2 separate regions of the Mus musculus genome follow, and region 2 is linked to region 1. The links are chromatin loops, found by intact Hi-C in ENCODE. Cell type or tissue: heart. All regions are shown on one strand. Each heading gives the region's core, and the rest is flanking DNA. Links, peaks and the distances in the headings are about the cores only. Region 1 overlaps Mogat2 (monoacylglycerol O-acyltransferase 2). Region 2 overlaps Dgat2 (diacylglycerol O-acyltransferase 2).

Region 1 (10,466 bases), core at 850-8,849:
CCTAGGAGATGTTGGAAACCCAGTGGAGTCAGAGCTCTGGCTTTTGCCACTGGAAGAGGCACTATCCCAGGATAAGGTGGTCATTCCTTATTCCTTACGTGGGAACACTTGCTATGTAAATTCTGCCCCTCTATGAAAACAAATGGAAATTTATGAAAGCAAAACAAAAGAGAATGGATCTTGCATCCCAGTAGCTCACGGCTGAGGGGTTTAGCCTATGGAATTGCTTGCACTTTGGGCAAACGCCATCTGAGCGATGTCATTCATGGAAGAATCGGTGTTTGTTAATATCAGAAACTTGTCCTCCACACAGATGTCCACCAACAGGGCTTGTCTGGACAAACCGGGAATGAGGCACACAAGGGACACTACAGCCAGAGAGGATTATGAAACAAGCTGAGATCACATGTCAAGTGAGCAGCCAGGAGCAGGACAGTGAGTGCAGGGCACGGCCACTGAGCATGACTGCACCAAACACTGATGCTCAGAGATGCTCCCAAGGATGGGACCTGGGGTGATGAGTATGTCCTAGACTATCTAGCCAGTGAACCCTGTGGATCCTCCCTGTCTCTGCCCCCTCAGTGAGAGGATTACAGGTGGCCACTACACCTGGCATTTTTACATTTGTACTGGGCATCAAATTCAAGTTTTCAGGCTTTCAAGTGAGGCAAGTGCTTTACCTCCTCGGCCCTAGAATGGAGTCTTTTTATACCTGCTTTTCTGTCCTCCTGGATTTTGAACAAGAACACATTACTACTTTAAATAAATACATGCACAAATGAACAATTGTACCCATGACAGTAAAGCATTTGCATAGAGAGAAATATCCTGGCGAGCATGGGGACCCTGTGAACTGACATTTGCGTACGTATTGACGTGCACACGTGCAAGTGTATGCCCTGGAGGATGGCCGTGGTCCCACTGAGTGCTGGTCTGAGCTTTCCCACAGGTGGTTCCTACTGGTATCTTCTGTGCTACCCAGCCACTGTTCCCTGGGAAGACTGGAGGCTATGTCTCCTATGCATCCTGTCTCCACAACACGACAGGACAGAGGAGATGCCTCAGAAAGACTTTCCCTCAGACTGAGGGAAAGAAGGAAGGAAGCCAGCGGAAGAGGCTGATGTGGCTTCCTCAGGATGACGGCATCTCCGACCCTAATCCTGTCCTGACACACCACCTGGATTCCACCGAGCTCGTGAGAGAGAGTATCCTAAGCTAGGAGTCTAGAAGCTCACCTCAGGATTCTGCCGGACCCTCCTCCTCCATGCCTCAGCTGTTAACAGGGCGGTGGTAATGCTTGCCTGACAGACTTGTTACAGGTTGCCAGGAGGAAGAAGAGGAGCGTTGGTGAAGTCCACCGGTCTCTCTGAAGCCCCCTCAGTTCTGCTAAAGCAGGGAAAGGCCAAGCAAAGTGTGGGTGTCCGGAGAAATCTGGGCTGGGTGTCAGCCAGGTTGCTAGACTTTGGAGCGCCTCGGGTATCCGTATCACCTGCACACCATAGTACCCAGTCTTTGAAAGTCTATGGTTGAGTCAAGTGCACTTGGAAACAGCTGTGGATTCTCACCACTGACCCCAAAGCACACTCCCGGCTCCAGAAGGGAGCCCACTTCATCGTGACTCATTTCTTTCTCGGCTGCCCTGATAACCGCCAATCTGTTCTCCATCTTTCCGGGTTTGCCTGTCCTGGACAATGTATACAGGAAACCACACACATGTGACCTTTATAACTGGATTCTTGGACTTACTGGCATGTGTTCAAGGTCTCTAGGTTTCTTTCATGCCCTGTTACGGATTGTACTTCACTCCATTTTTATGAGCAAATAATATTCCATTGTATGGACAGACTGCTACTTTATCAGCTGAGGAGCACTTGAGTACTTTCTACTCTTTGGCTGTTATGAACGTCATGGCCCTGAAAATGTATGAACATTCTTTCAGTTCTGAGGGAAAAATCCCAAAAATCGTAAGACCCGCCTCCAAGCCTGCACAGAAGGCCCCAACATCATACAGTGCTCTATCACACTAGCTTAGTCCAGGCTCTCTGTATGTGCCCTGTGCCTTCTCAAACCCTTCTGTGCCTCACATGCTCCAGGGTCCACTGATTTCTTAGCTCTTTTAGACACACAAAGCACCTGTACAGCTAGCTAGCTTACAGCACTTACCTGGGCCCTAGAGGCTGGCTGCAGTGTGTTAGCCTATTGCACAAGTGAGCTAGCGGAGTACAGAGGCGATAAGAGAATTGCCTAGAAGCACAGAGGTGACTTGGATCTAAGACCTGCCATCTCTTGCTGAGAGCGTAGGAGGGAGCCAGAAAGCCTTTGCTTCAGGACACAGAGCATGCAGGACTGGCTTTGGAACTTTGGCACTCAGGAATAGCTTTGGAACTTTAGTCCAGGTTACCTCCCTCAGGCTCTGCATCGGCAGCCTCCTCACGCACTCCAGGGCAGGTGGACGGAGATTTTCATACAGGGAAAGTGGTTCATGACCTACTTGTGCACCTAAATTACTTGGCAGGAAAACAGGGTTTGGTTCAGTAGATCTGGTGCTGGCCTTGAGTGTGAGTGCCTATTCCTTGTGTGTGTGAATGAATGAATGCAGATGTGTACATGTATGTGTGCGCATGCATGTGTGGCTGGTTGGGTGGGCACGTGTGTGTATGCAAGGCCTGAAGCAACTTCCCTGTATCCTCCATCCAGCCAGATGAATGGTTGAAGAAAAAGCTATCTTATCTGCCCTTGCAATGTCCCGGGTGTGGGTTTGGCCTCCACAGAGTCTCAGTTAAATTCTCTGCTCCACCTTCCTGCCACACAGTGAGGTCCTCTGCCTGGAGCTCAAGGCCATTTATGGACATGTTCCTCATTTCTAAGCTATACTCCCATCACCATCTTGAAATCAGTATATACCTCACATGTCTCACTGAAGGTGTATTTCTTATGGCCCATAAAATACCTTAAGTTTTATACCATTGAGACTATTACAGACTTGAAGACATTAGGCCTGTACGAGGCCTTGGGAGCCGGAAAGAGTGTCAGAGTGGACGAACAGCTGCAGCACTGACTTTGTGCCAGGTATGGCACACGCCAACCCACTTTGTCCTCCATTGTCACCCCTGAGAGCAATGTTGGTATCCGTGCCCCAGTGCACAGAGGAGGAAACTGAGACTCGTGGCCTTGCTTTGACTCACACAGTTACTGAGGGAACAAAGCCAGGCTGAGCCCGGGGCATTGCAAAGCCCTCCCAAATGAAAGACAGTGGATGTTAATGAAGTGGGGGTGTGCTCCAGTCATGCCCCCTGCACTGGTGACCTGGGGAACTGGGATAGCAAGAGTGAAAAGAGGGGTGGGTAAGGGCTCAGGCTGCAGGAGCTTGCAGGCTGTTGCAAAGATGGGTTTTATCCCAAGGAAGGGTGCACGAGGAGCAAGCGGAACGTAGAGAAAGAAAGGCTCTTGGTTGGACTTAGAGTAAAGAGAAGGAGGGATGAGTCAGAGGGGGGAGTTTAGGACCCAGAACACAGGTTCTGGGGCAGTGGTTCTCACTAAGGGGAACAAGTTTGCCATCTCCCACTGGTGTCTGTCTATGGACATTTTCAGTTGTCATGGCTGAAGACGATGGTGCTGGTACCTGGTAGGTAGTTGCCACGGGTGAGAACAGTCGGAAACAAGGGCTTATCTATCACGGCTCTCAGCAGGGATTGAGAAAGCCTGCTGGAAGCTTCTTGCTGGCAGGGACAGGAGTGGGGTGAGAGGTGGTCAGCACCCCTCCGAGCTGACTCAATGATCTGTGTGATGTGCCCAGCACTTCCTGACCCCAGGTCAGGGTCCTGGCCACAGAACTTGGTCCCTCCCAAGGTCTTGGCCTGTGTAGACAGTGTTTATTCTGGGTGATGAAATCTCCACGGGGACACCCAGCTCCTGGGCCCACCTTTCCCATGTGGTGAGGACAGCCCCTCTCCGTGAACTGCCTGACGCCCCACCATTAACTCTTAGGGAGTCAGTAAAGGAGCAGTGTTCTGATTTTGTTGGGTAGTTCCACCCCTGGAAGCTATTTTGTAAAATCATAGTAACAAATAATCAAGACGTGAAAGTCATCAAAAGACCACTCACTGCACTGGAAGGGGAATGCAGAGGCTTGGTGTGTGTGTGTGTGTGTGTGTGTGTGTGTGTGTGTGTGTGTGTGTGTGTGTGTGCAGCAGAGCTGAAAAGAAAAGTACCCAGAAGGGAAGGGAGTTGGTAGAAAATAAAGTCTGCAAGCTACAGTGCACTCCTGGTCACTCCAATCCTAGGCCAGGCACATCCCAGGAGACCAGCATCTCTCCCTCTGCTGGCCACTCACGGGTATTGCCTGCCCCTGGCTGGAGCTTAGGCACAAAGCCTGGGGTAGGCAAAAAAAAAAAAAAAAAAAAAAAAAAAAACAACAACAACAACAACAACACGAGAAACTAGAATTTTTACAAATCAGACAGAGTCCCCTGGCTGAGGAAGGATCAGGAAGATGGTGAACATCCTTGTTATCCCTTCTGTCAGCCCTGCTGCTGGGAAACCAAGTGGGCAGAGGCAGATAGATGCCCTCTAGAGCCCTAGGCTACCCAGGTCTGGAAAATGTCTCTTCTGAGCAGAGGCCTCTGGGAACCTCCACTGACCTGATCCTCTTCAGCCACTACTCAGGCTAGCTTTTGCTTTGGTCGCACTGCACAGCCAGATCCAGCTCAGGAGGCCTCTGGATGAGCAACTGGCCTCTGCCTGTGCTGCGTGCCCTTTACAGAAAGGCTTTTCTTTTTCCTGGTGCGCTCAGGACTATAGCTCCCAAAAGGAAAGTGAAGTCGGAGCCAGAATCTGCAAAACTCAGCGGAGCCCAGAACTAAGCAGGCTTCCTTTGATGCCTCTTACACCTCCCCAGAGAACCCTGACCTCCCCAGCACAGAGCCTAGAGAGAGGCGAGGCAGGAAGAGGGTTCAGAGTCACAGAGTTCAGAGGTCCTGGAGTGAGGACTTAGGACTCTGCCCAAGAAATGCCATGGTTGCTCTTGACTTCCAACAAGCTGTGCAGTGCTGTGCTGTGCTGTTCGTGTTGAGATCCTGGGAGGGGCCCCTAAAGAATAAACAAATCTGAGGAGTGGAAGTGACTGTCATGTTAGTCTAGGCTCCCTCACACTGGACACTAAAATGTTCAATGCCCTTGATGGACAGTCTCTGCTAGCCCCTCCCTGTTCCCTGCCAGCCCCTTTCCTTGGAGGCCCTGCTTACTGGAAAGCTATGGGCTCCTGCATGACCACTGTCACTCAACCTTTGTCAAGCCTTATGGGGCCCCAGGACTCTCAAACGGGCACAGGGTGTGATCCTTGACTGGAGTCCCCATGATACAAGCAAGTTGCTTAACCTTTGTGAGCCTGTTGGTCCCACCGCTCCCCTTTGGCCAGCAGGGAACTTGAGTCCTGGACTCTGCATGGAGAGGAAGAAGTCAGGCTGGGGGCTGGAGAGGTGGCTCAGCGGTTAAGAGCACTGACTGCTCTTCCAAAGGTCCTGAGTTCAAATCCCAGCAACCACATGGTGGTTCACAACCATCCCTAATGAGATCTGACACCCTCTTCTGGGGTTTCTGAAGACAGCTGCAGTGTACTTACATATAATAAAGAAATAAATCTTAAAAAAAAAAAAGTCAGTCTGGGAAGACTGGTCAGTTCCAGGTAGTGTCCTACTGACTCAATGACATGGTGAGAGACCAGCTATTCTCCAAGGGCTTTGTCTTCACAGACTGTTTGAATACACATGTCCAGGAAGGAACATGGCATCATCTCTATCTTGTTTGTTTGTTTTTTGAAGACATGCTTTCTCTGTGTATCCTTAGCTGTCCTGGAACTCACTCTGTAGACCTCAAACTCAGAATTCAAAGATCTATCTGCCTCTGCCTCTGCCTCTGCCTCTGCCTCTGCCTCTGCCTCTGCCTCTGCCTCTGCCTCTGCCTCTGCCTCTGCCTCTGCCTCTGCCTCTGCCTCTGCCTCTGCCTCTGCCTCTGCCTCTGCCTCTGCCTCCTGAGAGCTGGGATTAAAGGCACACGCCACCACTGCATGGATTCTTTTTCATTTTTTAATGATTTATTTATTTATTTTTGTTTTATATGCATTGGTGCTTTGCCTGCGTGTATGTCTGTCTGTGTAGGGTGTCAGATTCCCTCAAGTAGGAGTTTAGACAATTGTAAGCTGCCATGTGGGTTGTAAGAACTACACCTAGGTTCTCTCCAGCCATCTCTCCAGCCCCTGTTTGTTTGTTTGTTTATTTGTTTGTTTTTGAGACAGGGTCTCTCTTCATAGCCCTGGCTATCCTGGAACTTACTATATAGATCAGGTTGGCCTCAAACTCATAAGGCTTTTCCTTCCTCTGCCTTCCAATGCTGGAAATTAAAGGTGTGTCCCACCATGCTCGGCTATCTCTATCTTAAGTGTGACAGGACAGATTCACAGAGAGACTGGGCAACCCGGCTTAGGTCGCACCACCAATACGTGGCACATCTGGATGAGGATCATGACAAGCCATGCTCTAACTGACCTCACCTGGCCTGCATCCCCACTCCATCTCATCCCATCAGTAAGCCAGCACTGCCTGTAGTTCCTGGGTTCAGTCTACCCATATCCCATCAAAGGAGCCCAACTCTGCTCCACTCAGGACCAACCTTCAAGTCCAAGGCCACATGTTCACAGAGACCTGAAAGTGTCATGAACCAAAGATGCCAGATTTGAGGACACTCACGGTAGGAGATGTCTCACTGCTTGTTGGTTCTTAGGGACACTGAGGCCAGCACGGGCCAAGCCTTGCCTAAGGATGTTCAGCCTGCCTGTGGTAAGGCAGGATTGACTCTGAGGCAGTCCTATACCAGTACAGAAACATTAAGCCTGTAAGAGAGTTTGCTGTGGGAGTCAGGTCACACCCAACTGTTTATTGTAATGTGGGGTTGATGATTCCTTAAGACCTACTATTTGTCACCTGGCTCAAAACCAGGGCTGCTGCTAGCTTTGCTCCTATAAGACACACACATCCCCTTCAAACCACATTTACTCTTCAGTGACCATATTGGTCCCACAACCAGAGAGAAGCAATGCTCTTTCATAAGCCTTGTCCAGGCCCCTGCCTCCCAGCCAGCCTTCTGCTTCTCAGACCTCCTGGCCCCACAGAAATGAGTAGCCCAAGGACCCTTTGACCCCCAAAGCCCAGTACTCACAGAGACAGGGAAATAATCCTTCATGTACTTCCATATGGCCAAGCGTCTGAAGAACTGGATGGGCCGGCCTCCCTGCCGCGGCTTGTCCCAGTCCAGGTACCACCAGGTGGCATACAGGACAGAGAAGAGCCAGAACCTTGTGAATAGGAGGCCTACGAAGATGACGATGCAGAGCTGGGCTGGGAGAGAAACAGGAAAGTTAGAGCTGCAAGCAAGGCAGGTAAAAACCCCAGCTTAGCTCTTCCATGACTGTGCCCCCCACCCCGCATCTGCAGTGACCTCCCTCCTGGTGCCTGCAGCGCCCCCTGTCGGGCACACACCACTGAGTGGAAACCAACTTCCGTGCTTCAGATACCACACTGGCTTGGGGCCCAGTCTAAAGTCATCCCTCCCATCCCCCACTACACCAGATGTCTCAACCTTCACTGCTCCCATCCCCAGGAAGGCCATACACATTCAGCAGGTGCTTGAAAAATGGAGCCATGGGTTGAATGGGTTGCCTTCTGATTGCCATAGGGAATCCCAGAGGAAAAAGAGGCACTCCTCTTTCCTGGCCACTTTCTATCTATCCTTGGGTCTCTCCCCATTTGCTGGAGCATCGTTCCCATGGAACACTACTTCACCCTCACTGGTGCAACATCTCTTCCGTTCACTGATGTTTTCCCTTTCTGTGTCATAATCAAGCCCACAGTTCCACACCAGCTAGTTGAATGCTCTCCACACCACTGAGCCACACGCAGGCCCTGACCGGGAATCTTCATCAGCTGCTCATCACATTATCCTATCAGTTTCCATCTTATTCTCACTTGAACCCAGAGCCCACCAGTAAATGCTAGTCTAACCAGTACATGCTAGTCTAGTAACCATGATCCAGTATCCCCCGTCTCTGCCTTCTAAGGGCTGGAATTACTGGCAGGCTGCCATGCCAACTCAGTGTTTACATAAGGTCTAGGGATTCAAACTCTGGTCCTCACATTTGCATTGAGTTGTCTCCCCTGGCCCTGTTCTAAAGTTTTTGGTTCTAGTAAAATGTATAGTGTATCACCATGCCATTGTGAATGTACAGTGCAATTAAGTACATTTTTTATTCAGCCATTGACATCATCTGTCGCCTGAACTCTTTACAGAAACTCCATACTCAGGAGACACTGCCCCCTACCTCCTCCCTAGGTGGGGGCTGGAGGGGGGGGCGCCCATGCTCACTGTGATTCTAAGGACTCCAGGCACACTGTAGCGTGGGGTAATAGGAATTCCTCCCTTCCCCATTAACGTTCCATTGTGTGTATTTAATACATGTTGCTTCTCCATTAGTAGATACTTAGATTGAATGCATGTTTGTTATTTGTTTTAAAATGCCATGAAATTATTTACAAATAAAAACGGGGGGGCTTATGACTTTGTTACTTTGTTTGTAGAGCAGTTGTAGAGGCTTGGAATCCAGTGCCAGTATAAGTAGGAACAGAGGCCAGCACAGATGTCCCCACACCCGGAGGGGACAGAAACCTCCTCCAAGCAGTAGATATGGAGGAAAGGAGGGAGGTTGACTTGGATTTTATTTATTTATGCTTTTCATTAAAATTTTTGCCCTGAGCCGGGCATGGTGGCGCACGCCTTTAATCCCAGCAGAGGCAAGCGGATTTCTGAGTTCGAGGCCAGCCTGGTCTACAAAGCAAGTTCCAGGACAGCCAGGGCTACACAGAGTACCCCTGTCTCGAAAAACTAAAAAAAAAAAAAAAAAAAAAAAATTGCACTAGAAATAGGCAGCAGCCGCTGTAATGGTCACCTACAATCAAAGCTCTTGGAGGCTAAGGCGGGAGGGTTGCAAATTCAGACCTCAGCTACATAGAGAAACCCTTACTGCAAAAAATTGTCTCTCTCCCCCTCTCTCTCCCCCTCTCTGTGTCTTTCTCCATTCTTCTCCCCGCCTGCCCTATGTGTGTATGTGTATGTGTGTGCATGTGTGTATATGCATGCTTGTTTGGCTGTGCAGTTCCCATGTGAGCATGCACATGTTGAGTCCAGAGGTCAGAGGTCATGTGTCTTTCTCTATCATCCTCCATTCCCCCCTTCCCCCCGTACCCCCCACACTCTGGAGCTGAGAACCTAGTCCAGGGCCTTAGATTTGCAAGGCAAGGCTCCACCACTGCCATAAATCCCTAACCCCTCCACCTTAGTTTTGAGACAAGAGTTTTTCACTGACCCTGGCACTCACTGACTCAGCCAGGATGACTGGCAGGGGTACCCTGATCCCCCTGTCTTCCCGGAGCTGGACTTACTGGAGTGTGCCGCCGTACCCAGCTTGGTGCGTGGGCTTGGGGAATCAACTCAGGCTCTCACGCTTGCACAACAAGCACATTCCCAACCCTCCCCGCCGAACCCCAGCGTTTTAACCTTAAAAATAAAACAATAAAACAGCAACAGCTCTTTCCCTTTTGGTTAACCCAAAAGTCTCTGCAGTGGCTCCTATTTGATAAGACCCTCTCTCAGGAAGAAAACTTCACAGTTAGACAGTGGCTGCCTGGAGGGGAGGAATGTGGGAAGTCTTTTACTTAAGGGTTCAATGATGTTTGAATGAGTTGCTTTTGCAGAAAGAAAAAAAAAAAAGCTTAGGAAAGAACAGAGGGCTTTCCCCTCAACTAGAAGTCCACGTGGCCATCCTGGCTCCAGGCCTATTTCTCTGCCCTGTTAACAGCAAACACAGATAGATGGCTTTGCTTGGTAATTTAGGAAGAAAGCCCTTCCTTCCTTCCTTCCTTCCTTCCTTCCTTCCTTCCTTCCTTCCTTCCTTTACCCGGTCTTTAAAAGCTTGCAGTTTCTTTTGTTATTGTTGCTTTGGTTTTTTAAAACAGGGTCTTACAATGTAGCTCTGGCTGCTCTAGAACTCACTATGCACACCAGGCTGGCCTTGAACTCACAGAGACCGCAAGTGCTGGGATCAAAGGGATATGCCTCTATGCCCAGCTAAGCCTGAGGTTTTAAAACCCCTACCTTTTGTTGTTTTGTTTTGTTTTGTTTTTGAGTCAGGGTTTCTCTGTTTGTAGCCTTGGCTGTCCTAGAAGTCACTCTGTAGACCAGGCTGGCCTTGAACTCAGAAATCTACCTGCTTCTGCCTCCCAAGTCCTGGAATCAAAGGCTCGTGTCATCATGTCTGTCTTAAACCCCCACATTTTAGAGACTCAGTATATGCACACTGGCTAAGGTCATATAGCAAGCTAGCAGGGTAATACCTGAGATTCAGTGCTTGGCTCAAACCA
Region 2 (10,466 bases), core at 1,318-9,317, 79 kb before region 1:
CACCCGCACTTAGCAAAATGCTGTCAAGAGCACCCTTGGCGGGAGATGACTGCTCACTCATTAGTGCTGACTGCAGTGACTGAGAGGACATGTGAAGTACAATGAGAGCCCATGAAGGGACGTTCCAAACAACAGGGTGTTGTCCAGGAAGGAGGGAACAGACAGAGTGTCCCAGGCAGACAGAGCACACCCCGGCAGCAGCATGGTTTGGCTGAAGCAAAGGCTGCAAAGAGAGCGTCAGGCGAGGAGGCCAGAGGAAGATGACAGGGCCAGTGAGAGGAACCTGACCAACTGGCTCAAGAACATTTATTTGCGGGAGACAGGAAGTCACTTTCAGGATGATGGCTAGATAGCCCTGGAGCAGCAGTGGGGGGGGGGGTGCAGGGTGACACAGGCCAGAGGTTTGCACAAGACCGAGTCAGAATTGTGAAACCAGAAGGCAGATTCCCAAGGAGCCTATACAAACCAAGCCTGCCTGAGGGGCAGGCCCCTGCATAGCACGTCTCCTCTTTTCCCTTCCAATTCCGTTCCCGATTGGATCCGAGCTGATGGCTACCTCCTCTGGGCTCCCTCATGGCTTTCTCACATGTCTTCATCAGTATATCCATGTGTTCAGTTATACACTCTGTGTAAACCTCTGGTTTGTTTGTTTGTTTGTTTTTAAGATGTATTTATTTATTATATACAAGTACACTATAGTTGTCTTCAGACATACTAGAAGAGGGCATCAGATCTCATTACAGATGATTGTGAGCCACCATATGGTTGCTGGGATTTGAACTCAGGACCTCTGGAAGAGCAGTCAGTGCTCTTAACCACTGAGCCATCTCTCCAGCCCCAAACCTCTGTTTTTGATATCTCTTTATCTGAATCCCTAGCATCCAGACCCTGTGGGGGGGGGGGGGGCTTCACAAGCATTACTGAGTACATGGCAGGATAAAGTCACTGAGCATGGATAGATGCTTGAATGTTGGGAGAGTCATACAAGGACCACACATGTTAGCTCATCATTGTGTCCAAATACCTGAGGACAATCAATTTAATACCAGAAAGAGGTTGTTCTGCCCCAGCTTTCAGCCCTGTTATTTGGGCCCGTGGCAGCTGCAGTGCATCAAGGCAGGTGTGTGTGTGACAGAGGAAGCTCGTTCCCTTCATGACCGCCAAGACACTTAAGAAAGGGAAATGAGAAAGATCGTGGTTCCTAAATGTGTCTCAAGGTTCCATCCCCCAGTGCCCTAACTTCCCTCACTAGGCCCTACCTCCTAACCTCCTCCCCCACGCCCTGAGGAGCAGCCCTCAACACATGGGACTCTGGGAATTCCAGAGCCAAGCTAAAACACCTCCACTCCACGTCTCTCCAAATGGAGTTTCTCCAGATCCACAGAGAGGAAGCGAACTTGCCAAGGTCACACAGAAAGTTTTGTCTGCCACACAGGCAGAGTCTTGTGCTTGCTCCAATCCCTATAGTTTCACAGTCCTGACTATAAATGCGCTGATGTGTGCACAGGAGCTTGGGGACATGCGGCAAGCCAGAGAAACAACAAATACTACACTGTAAGGCATGGAGAACCCCAGCTCAGATCCAGCAAGAGGTGTCCAGAGGGGACAGACCCTAGGAATGGGCTTTCATGGGGAGGCCAGAAGGGCACAGAGGGGTCAGCTGTGCAGAGGTTGGTGAGAGCAAGGGGAGGGGTATCGGCCAAAGGAACAGGAGCAGCAGCTTGGAGATGTGGCACGAACCACAGAACTAAGGAGACGACGGCCAGGTGCAATGGGTGGGGAGCACCATGCTGAGGAGAAGCGGGAGAAGGAGGGTCAGTTCTTAAAGAACAAGCATGTCAAAACTCAAAGTGAAACTGGACTTGTGGCGCTCTAGTTTACAGTGCTCCTATATGTAGTTTCATGAGGCAGAGGCCACTCCATCTTAGCACTGCAGACCCCATGACCTGGCCACTCGACTGCAGGGGATGAAGCTAGAGATCTGTCAGGGGCAGTCCTCTGAGTGTTGCAGGCCACCATACCACTGGTTGGCATATCTTTGAAGCAGACAATGGTTGAAGGGTTTAAATAAGGGAGTGGCGTGATCTGATTGATGTCTTGGACATGTTACTCTGAGCATCAGTGAGATGGCTCAGTGGTAAAGGTCACTGCCAGCAAGCCCAACCACCTGAGCTCTATCCCCTTAGCCCAGATGGTAGGAGAGAGCCTGTTCCTGATCCTCCAGGCATGCGCATGCCCACACACAAACACACACACACACACACACACACACACACACACACACACACGAGTGTGCATTCACAGATATACAATTATAATTTCTGACATGCTGAGATAGCATGGTGGTGCAGGTCTGTATTCCTGGCACGTGCAAGGTAGAGAGGCAGGTGGAATCAATTCAAAACTAGACTATCTCAAAAAAGGGTGGGGGGGGAGTAGAGGTGCAGTGTTTGTATGTGGGGGAGAACACTATCTTGGCTGTAGGAAAAGCCTGGATATATAACATAGTGATTAGAAGACTAACCTAGAGGTCTAAAGTCCAAGATCAGTCTAGACCTGCATTTTTTAAATTAAATAATTTAATATATGTTTTCCTGCATGTATGTATGTATGTAAACTATGTTCATGCCTGGTGCCTATAGAGGCTAGAAGAGGGCATCAGATCCCCTGGGACTGGAGTTACTGACAATTGTCCACTGCAAAAACAGCCAGGAGACAAGAACTTGAGGTCGGTTAGGTGTCCAGAGTGAGTTCCATACCAGCATGAGGGACAGAGTGAGACTTGGTCATACCGATCCAAGCTCAGGAGCTGGAGAGATGGGCCCACAATGAGGAGCACTGGCTGCCCTTCTGGGGGGACCTAGGTTTGATTCAGACCCTCCACATGACAGCTTCCTACCATCTGTAATTCCAGTTCGAGAAGCCCTTGCAACCTCTTCTGACCTCCACAGGCACCAGGCATGTGCACAGTACACACTTACATACATGCAGGCAAAACACTCGTACACATACAATCAAAACTCGGGCAGGAGAGATGGCTCAGAGGTTAAGAGCACTGGCTGCTCTTCCGGAGGACCTGGGTTCAATTTTCAGAACCCACATGCCAGCTCACAGCTGTGTTACTCCAGTTCCAGGTGAACCAACACCCTCACACAGAGATACACACAGGCAAAACATTAAAAGAAAATAGCTAAAAATAAAAAAATTATTTTTAGAATCTTTATAAAAAAGAATATATTATTTAGAACTTTGAATTTCAGCAGACAGTAAGAACCTCACTCCCACCAGCAACAAAAATACCAAAGGCAAAACTCCCTAGGCAGCTCTTCCCCTTTTTCTTCTTCTAAAAAAAAAAAAAAAAAAACCTGACCCAAGACAGGAGCCCAAGGTCGAACCCATGAACAATACAGCATCAGTGAGAGAAGGGCCCAGAGGAGAGAGGCAGAACCAGGGATGATAAGGAGGGTTTGCTCATGGGGGGGGGGGGGTGACCCTGGCACACAGGCTGGAACCAGAGTGGGTAAGAAAGGTGTCAGGTAGCTGACTGCCTAGAGCAAGGGGGCAAAATCCAAGCCAGAGGAGGTGCAGCCAGGCCTGGAGGTATGCACTGGAATCCTTAGCTACTGAACCGAAGGGGATTCTAGGGACCCTGCCTTGTGTTCAATCTACACTGTCCACAACCAGCAAGAAAAAAAAAAAAAATAGAGCAACTGTGTTGGGAAAAGGAAGAATTAAGTAACTCGTCGCCTTGAACCTGATCCATTTGCTGTAACAAACATTAAGAAAAAGGATGCTAGCCCTGGTGGTACACACCTTTAATCCCAGACTCCTGTGAGTTCCAGGCCAGACTTGTCTACCTGGTGAGTTCCAAGACAGCCAGAGCTATAGAGACCTAAGTCTCAAAATACAAACAGATGACATTTGAGTCAGGCCTGAGGACTGGATGGTAGTGATGGTTCTATGTGAATTCCCCAGTCTTCCTGGCTTTATTATGCCTACACTTTTCCGTTTCTGCAATGGGGGAGACAAGACTAAAGCCAGGACGCTAGGCAGGAGAGGTGAACCCTCAGTGTGAGCTATGCCCCCAGCCCCTAGATCGCGATCTGCTTAGGTTGCAGAGCGAGCGCCCGTACCCGCCTCGCTCACTCCTTTGTATTTGCAGCTTCCTTGTGAGATTCCCTCTTTAAAAATCTCCTGCTCATCTTATAACTTCCAAGAACAAAATGAAAGCAGGCTTTATCCTTTTCATCGTATTTGGCTCAGTAAGATTTAATGTTGATCAACTTAACATAGCAAGGGAGTTTCGCAGCTGGGAGAAAGGGATTTCTCTGTCAGCCATGTGTAGTAGATAGAGGGTGACCCTGAACTCTTGATCCCCTTGCTCACACTGCCCAGTGCTGGAATTAATGCAAAGACTGCCATGTCTAGCAAGACTTAGATTTTGCCAGGCAGTGGTGGCGCAGGCCTTTAATCCCAGCACTTGGGAAGCAGAGGCAGGTGGTTCTCTGAGTTCGAGGCCAACCTGGTCTACAGAGTGAGTTCCAGGACAACCAGGGCTACACAGAGAAACCCTGTCTCAAACAACAACAACAACAAAAGTAATGATAGAAAAAAAAAAGACTTAGCTTTTAAGACTATTAACTTGTATGGTGTGTGGCAGACAATGGTGATAAGCAGTTTTGTGTCCTAGCAACAGCTCGTGAGGTTAGAAAGGTCAGGCTGTGGTACTAAGCTCAACTTCAGGGTTTGGTTTGGTTTGGTTTGGTTTGGTTTGGTTTTTTTTGAGACATGGTTTCTGTGTGGCCCTGGCCATCCTGGAACTCACTCTGTAGACCAGGCTGGCTGGGACTCAGAGATCTGCCTGCCCCTGCCTCCTAAGTGCTGGAATTAAAACTGTGTGCTGCCACCACCGTAGCAGTCGCTGCCGCTGCCACCACCACCAGGCTGTGAGCTCAACTTCTAAAGCAGTCTAACTTTGTGTTACAAATCCTACATTTCATATTCTATTTAATATATTGGATTTCTTTTCATTTTTTGGTACATTGGCTGCCTGTAACTCTTGCTGTGCTTCGATGACAAAGTTAATTTAAAATCACAGCAACCGTTTTCTGGATAGGGCCTCTAGGCTAAGCCCTGGGGTGAACATTCTTAGTTCTCGTTGTTCCTAAAACGAGGTCTGTGCATTTTACAGGTGCAGAGGCTGAGACACTTACAGGCTGGTGCTGACGGCGTCTGCCATGACACACGCATGACAGTCCATCAACAGTAATCTATGATTTTAGGGATAAAAAAGGAAATAATTCAATTCTCAGAACCGTGGGGAAATAGAACGGGATCTTTTAGAAAGATGAGTGGGTTTTTGCCCTATGACCTTAATGTGGTGGCTAAGTTTCTGTCTAGTCCTCTAAATCCATTAATCTCTAACTTCTAGCTTAGGACAGAGCTAGATTCTTGTCAAAATGTGAGGCAGTCAGACAACCCTGTCACATTTGCTGTGGAACCATTTTCGGCGCCCCCTTGTGGCTGTGAGGCCTTCAGACAACCCTATCACATTTGCTGTGGAACCATTCTCGGCGCCCTCTTGTGGCTGTGGCTGTGAGGCCTTCAGACAACCCTGTCACATTTGCTGTGGAACCATTCTCGGTGCCCTCTTGTGGCTGTGGCTGTGAGGCCTTCAGACAACCCTGTCACATTTGCGGTGGAACCATTCTCAGCGCCCCCTTGTGGCTGAGCTAGAAATGACTCTTCTTCAGAAGGCCAAGCCTGCAACCCCCATTCTCCATGGACAGCAGAGGACCTTCTAATAAGGTAGTTCCTTCTAGCACAGCAAACCTCCCAGCATGCAGCTAGGGACCCCTAACTATAGCAAAAGATCAGAGCTGGCTTCAGCTCTGGGCACGCTGCTGCCTGATGTACGGGAACCCCTACTGGGACTATCCACACTGAGGTAGCTGAGTTTCCCAGTACACAGTAGGCACTTGCTGGTAAGAAATCTAATCCTTAGGAATGCCCTTCCACCACTGGTGCATACTTGCTTAAGGCTAGGCCTGAGCCTGGAGCCAGAGGCCTTTGTATCTATTGTCCGGTTAATTGCAGACTGAGACTAGGAACTTGGTGTGGACTTGAGGTTCTCACGAGAAAACTGGCCTTGCCTCCACCAGAAGGAAATGGCTGTTTTCTGGCCTGAGCTTCCAGGCTCCTGAGGACTGCCTAATGTAACTGAAGTCAGCAGAGGCCTCCTGCTCTCTAGCCCCTGTCGCCTGGAATGTGGAACTCCCTGCCCTCAAAAAAAAAAAACCAACCAACCAACCAACCAACCAAGCCTCACAGACCCAGTTGCATCCATAGGCGCTGGATGTGGGCAAGCAGCAGTGCGGTGTGGCCCTCTCCATCTTTGCACCCGCTACTCTACCTACCCAGCTCCCCCCACCCCACCTCTTAGTCCTAACATCTTCAGTGAAGCTCCAGGTAGGGCTACAGAGACTGTCACAGCCCTCAGTGTTGTCCCTTGTTCCCACGGTCTCTGCGGCCCACTAACAGCTTCAGGCAGGGGAGATGTCCTGAGGTGGAGGAATGGCAAACAGGCTGTGGGATGGGTATGCTGACAGTGAGGAGGTTGGAATGAGGTCTGTGGTCGAACTGGGTGGGTTTCTGGCTGCTGAGTAGTCACCAAACTGAATGAATAAGAACAAGCAGGTGACACCTTCTAAAACCTGTAACCACACACGCATCAGGTGACATCAGCCTGGTCCCCACCTCTTTAGTGTAGCTGAGACTAAGCAAAGGGCACAGGAGCCTTCCGGCTCTGCTGTTCTAGGACCTGCTCACACATGCTGTGTGTGAGCTTACAATGAGGCTACCCGGCCCTTGCCTCTCCAAATTCACCTCCTCGAGTCTAATGAAAGCAAGGCTAAGACACCATTCCCAAGGTCAGTTACACAGGGCTGTGGCTTTTGCTCTTCCCTGTGCACTGGCTCCTCTCGCTGCTCAGCTGTGAGCTACCCTGTGGAAAGGTATACAGGGCAAGGAGCTACGGGTGGCCTCCGCTAACAGTAAGGGGGGGGGGGGGGACTCCTGTCGTCACGTCACCCACATCAACAGCAGGAAGCAGCTCTCCCTTACTCAGGCTCAGGATGCTGTTAGCACTGAGCAACACCAGCAAACAGAGGCTCAAAGTAAAGTACCAGTGCCTGGCTTACGACAGTGGAGCAAATGCTTAAAGTCACACTTTAAAAACCTTGTATGTATGGGTATTTTGCCTGCACATGCCTGTTACACCACTATCTGCCTTGTGCCCACAGAGGATAACAAATACCCTAGAACTGGAGTTACAGAGAGTTGTAAGCTACCATGTGGCTATTAGAAATTAAACGAAGAGCCGGGCGGTGGTAGAGCGTGCCTTTAATCCCAGCACTTGGGAGGCAGAGACAGGCGGATTTCTGAGTTCGAGGCCAGCCTGGTCTACAAAGTGAGTTCCAGGACAGCCAGAGCTATACAGAGAAACCCTTTCTCAAAAAACAAAAAACAAAAAACAAAAAAACAAAAAAAAAAAGAAAAGAAATTAAACAAAGGTCCTAAAAGCAGCCAACCTTCTTAACCACTGAGCCATCTTTCCACCCTTGTAGCCACTAAATCTTGAAGCCAGTTGTTACCCAGCCCATAAAAGCCCAAGGTTGAGGGCTACTGAAGGGATTCTGTGGTTTGTCCTGTGCAATAGGATGGGTAGTGTGTACGTACAGCATTAAGCAACAACTCACAGGCTGTTCTTGTTTCCATTTATTAGTCTAGGAATATACAAAAGTGTGACATGGCACAACAATCTCATGGAGAAAACAGAATACACAGGAGGGTAGCTTTCTCCCAACGCCTCATAAAGGCACACACGTGAGGCTTGGTTTGGGGGGGGGGCCTCCTGTCCTGGACCCAGTGTGCTGCACAGGAAGCCAGGCACCTCTGTGAAGAGAAGAGAAGCCCTTCCTCACACCAGACTTGGGGTGTGGCTCAGGAGGATATGCGCCAGAGCAACGCTGAGCTGTGTCCATGGTGCCAACCTCCAGAGTGAAACCAGCCAACAGCAGCGAGATAACCCAAGACGGCACCTGTGGGACAGCCGTGTCCCTAGCCAGGAGACAGGAGGCCAGGGTAGGCTCAGATTGGAGAAGAGGGCTAGGGTGAGGAGCAGAGACCCAAGCCGGGCAGTCCAGATGTTATCTACCCTCCCCAAGTGGGGCCAGCTGTGCCCTCAGCCTCCCCTTGGTACGAGGAACCCGACCTGCAGCCACGGGTGGGACATGGCCTCTGCCTCTCAAGAATCCCTGGAGTCACTAAGGACTGCCCTTGCCCAGCTAGCCAGGGCCAAGTGTCTGTCGTCTGGGGAACGCTAGAAGGGGTGGGTAAGAAACCACCAAGGCCCATAAATATCAGCCTCCACCTTGAGCAGGACACACTAGAAGTGAGCTTAAAATACTGACTCTTCCCTTCTTAAAAAACATCTAACATTGCAATGGTTTAACAAATTATAATTTCTTTTAAATAACCCACAGACACCCATGACGCTTCCAAATTTACAGAACAAAATGCACTCAAGAACTCGGTAGAAAAGGATCTGCAGTCGTCCCTCCCAGGAGCTGGCACGCGAGGGCTGGGTCAGTTCACCTCCAGCACCTCAGTCTCTGGAAGGCCAAATTTGGTCTTGTGATTGTCAAAGAGCTTCACCAGGGCCTCCATGTACATGGCATGGTACAGGTCGATGTCTTTCTGGGTCGGGTGCTCCAGCTTGGGGACAGTGATGGGCTCCCCCACTGCAGAAGAGGGACAGAGGATCTGTCAGTCAGCGTCACCGAGTGGCCCATTCCTGGGTGCCCAGTGGGAGGTGACCCTGTGCTACGGGCAGCATGGGAAAGACCCCACCCGAGAGTGTGGCCTCTGAGCCCGGGTGAAGCCTAGCTCCACACTCTGCCATGAGTTCCCGAGTAAGGTGTGGACCACAAGCTTAGCTTTGGCTTCACTCAGGACAAACCCCGCCACCTCTCAGAGCCTCAGTTTCCCCATCTGCCACCCAACATCTGTCTCACAGAGCTTTCCTTCTTTGCCTCATCCTGCAACATGTTCAAGCCCAGCCCAGCCCAGCCCAGCCCACAGTCCAGCCCACCCCAGCCCACAGCCCAGCCCAGCCCAGCCCAGCCCAGCCCAGCCCAGCCCAGCCCACAGCCCAGCCCACAGCCCAGCCCACAGCCCAGCCCACAGCCCAGCCCACAGCCCAGCCCACCCCAGCCCACAGTCCAGCCCACCCCAGCCCACAGCCCAGCCCACCCCAGCCCACAGCCCAGCCCACCCCAGCCCACAGCCCAGCCCAGCCCAGCCCACAGCCCAGCCCACCCCAGCCCACAGCCCAGCCCAGCCCAGCCCACAGCCCAGCCCACAGCCCAGCCCACAGCCCAGCCCACAGCCCAGCCCACAGCCCAGCCCACAGTCCAGCCCACCCCAGCCCACAGTCCAGCCCACCCCAGCCCACAGCCCAGCCCAGCCCAGCCCACAGCCCAGCCCAGCCCAGCCCACAGTCCAGCAGCACTGTTCAGACTCTTCTCCCTGACGCATACACACCCCTCCCCACCGCCACAGCTTCAGCCAAGGCTCCTGAAGCCCCAGGCTGGCCTCCTGGCTTCTGCTTTTGGCCCATCCTAACCTTTGTTCTCCCCTGGACCTAACAGCTCCCGGGATCCCTTAAAGCTGTAGATGCGTGCAGATCTCACTCTCATCTAAGCAGCTTCTCTTCCCAGCAGGCAGAGGTGATTACAGAAAGCCACAACTGGTCAAAATCTCATCCAGGGGAGCTCAGCCCTAACGCACAGGTCTACAATAGAACCCCCACACCCAGAGCTGGACAGCATCTCAGAAGAGGAGACAGAAAGACTGTGAGAGCCAGAGGACCGGGAAGTCGGCTGAGGGAGTTGGTCCCCTAGAAACGACAGGGAAGCTAACCCCACGATATTTCAACAATATGAACCAGACCTGAACAATGGCCAGAGTGAGACACGCCAGCCCAGAAGGGCACTCTTGGGGGTGGTGCTCCTAGACTAAGAACCACAGGCAACTAGTGACGGCTGAGAGCAGGGCTAAGTCTTCTCCCAGGGCTAAGTCCCCTTTGGTAACCCAACACCAAAAGGTTAGCCCTGAAATCTTATCAGGGGACACCAGAGTGAGTGAAGAGTGCCCGGAGCTCCCCTCCAACTGCCCCGCAGCAGCTTCCCACCCTGCAGCTGAGGAGGCTGCACTGGCTCAAGTCCCGGCCCCTCAGCCACTCCACTGTACCCCCACCCCACCCCACCCCTGCAAGACGAGCAGCCCTGCGAGGAGCACAGGCAAAAATGCCCACCCTCAATACGTGGGTACTGCCTGACCTTTGGACATTCCAGTCCACTCTTCAGAGCCACACGTGCCCATGAGATCTCAGGCTTAGGAGCTTA

What was found. Peaks named below come from ENCODE experiments on the same cell type or tissue, not always from the same donor. Only the 100,000 strongest peaks of a DNase experiment are listed, where the experiment ranks them.
Region 2: a loop joins it to region 1, with 5 times the contacts of the local background. A loop is called at or near these places in 8 of 42 quality-filtered maps.

What each region holds. Positions count from the first base shown.
Region 1 is chr7:99,225,246-99,235,711 of GRCm38, forward strand. Mogat2 (monoacylglycerol O-acyltransferase 2) reads right to left here. Exons shown (of 6, transcript NM_177448.4): 2 at 7,213-7,391. Among named protein-coding and RNA genes, the nearest start is that of Mogat2, 8.1 kb to the right of the region's middle. In heart, for the core only: CTCF peaks have their summits at 4,329 (motif pointing left) and 7,518 (motif pointing left); no DNase peak of the experiment used is centred there; H3K27ac peaks cover 695 bases.
Region 2 is chr7:99,145,900-99,156,365 of GRCm38, forward strand. It overlaps Dgat2 (diacylglycerol O-acyltransferase 2), which reads right to left. Exons shown (of 8, transcript NM_026384.3): 8 at 7,764-8,801. The coding sequence ends at 8,647. Among named protein-coding and RNA genes, the nearest start is that of Uvrag, 10 kb to the left of the region's middle. In heart, for the core only: no CTCF peak of the experiment used is centred there; DNase peaks (open chromatin) are centred at 5,622, 8,140 and 8,892.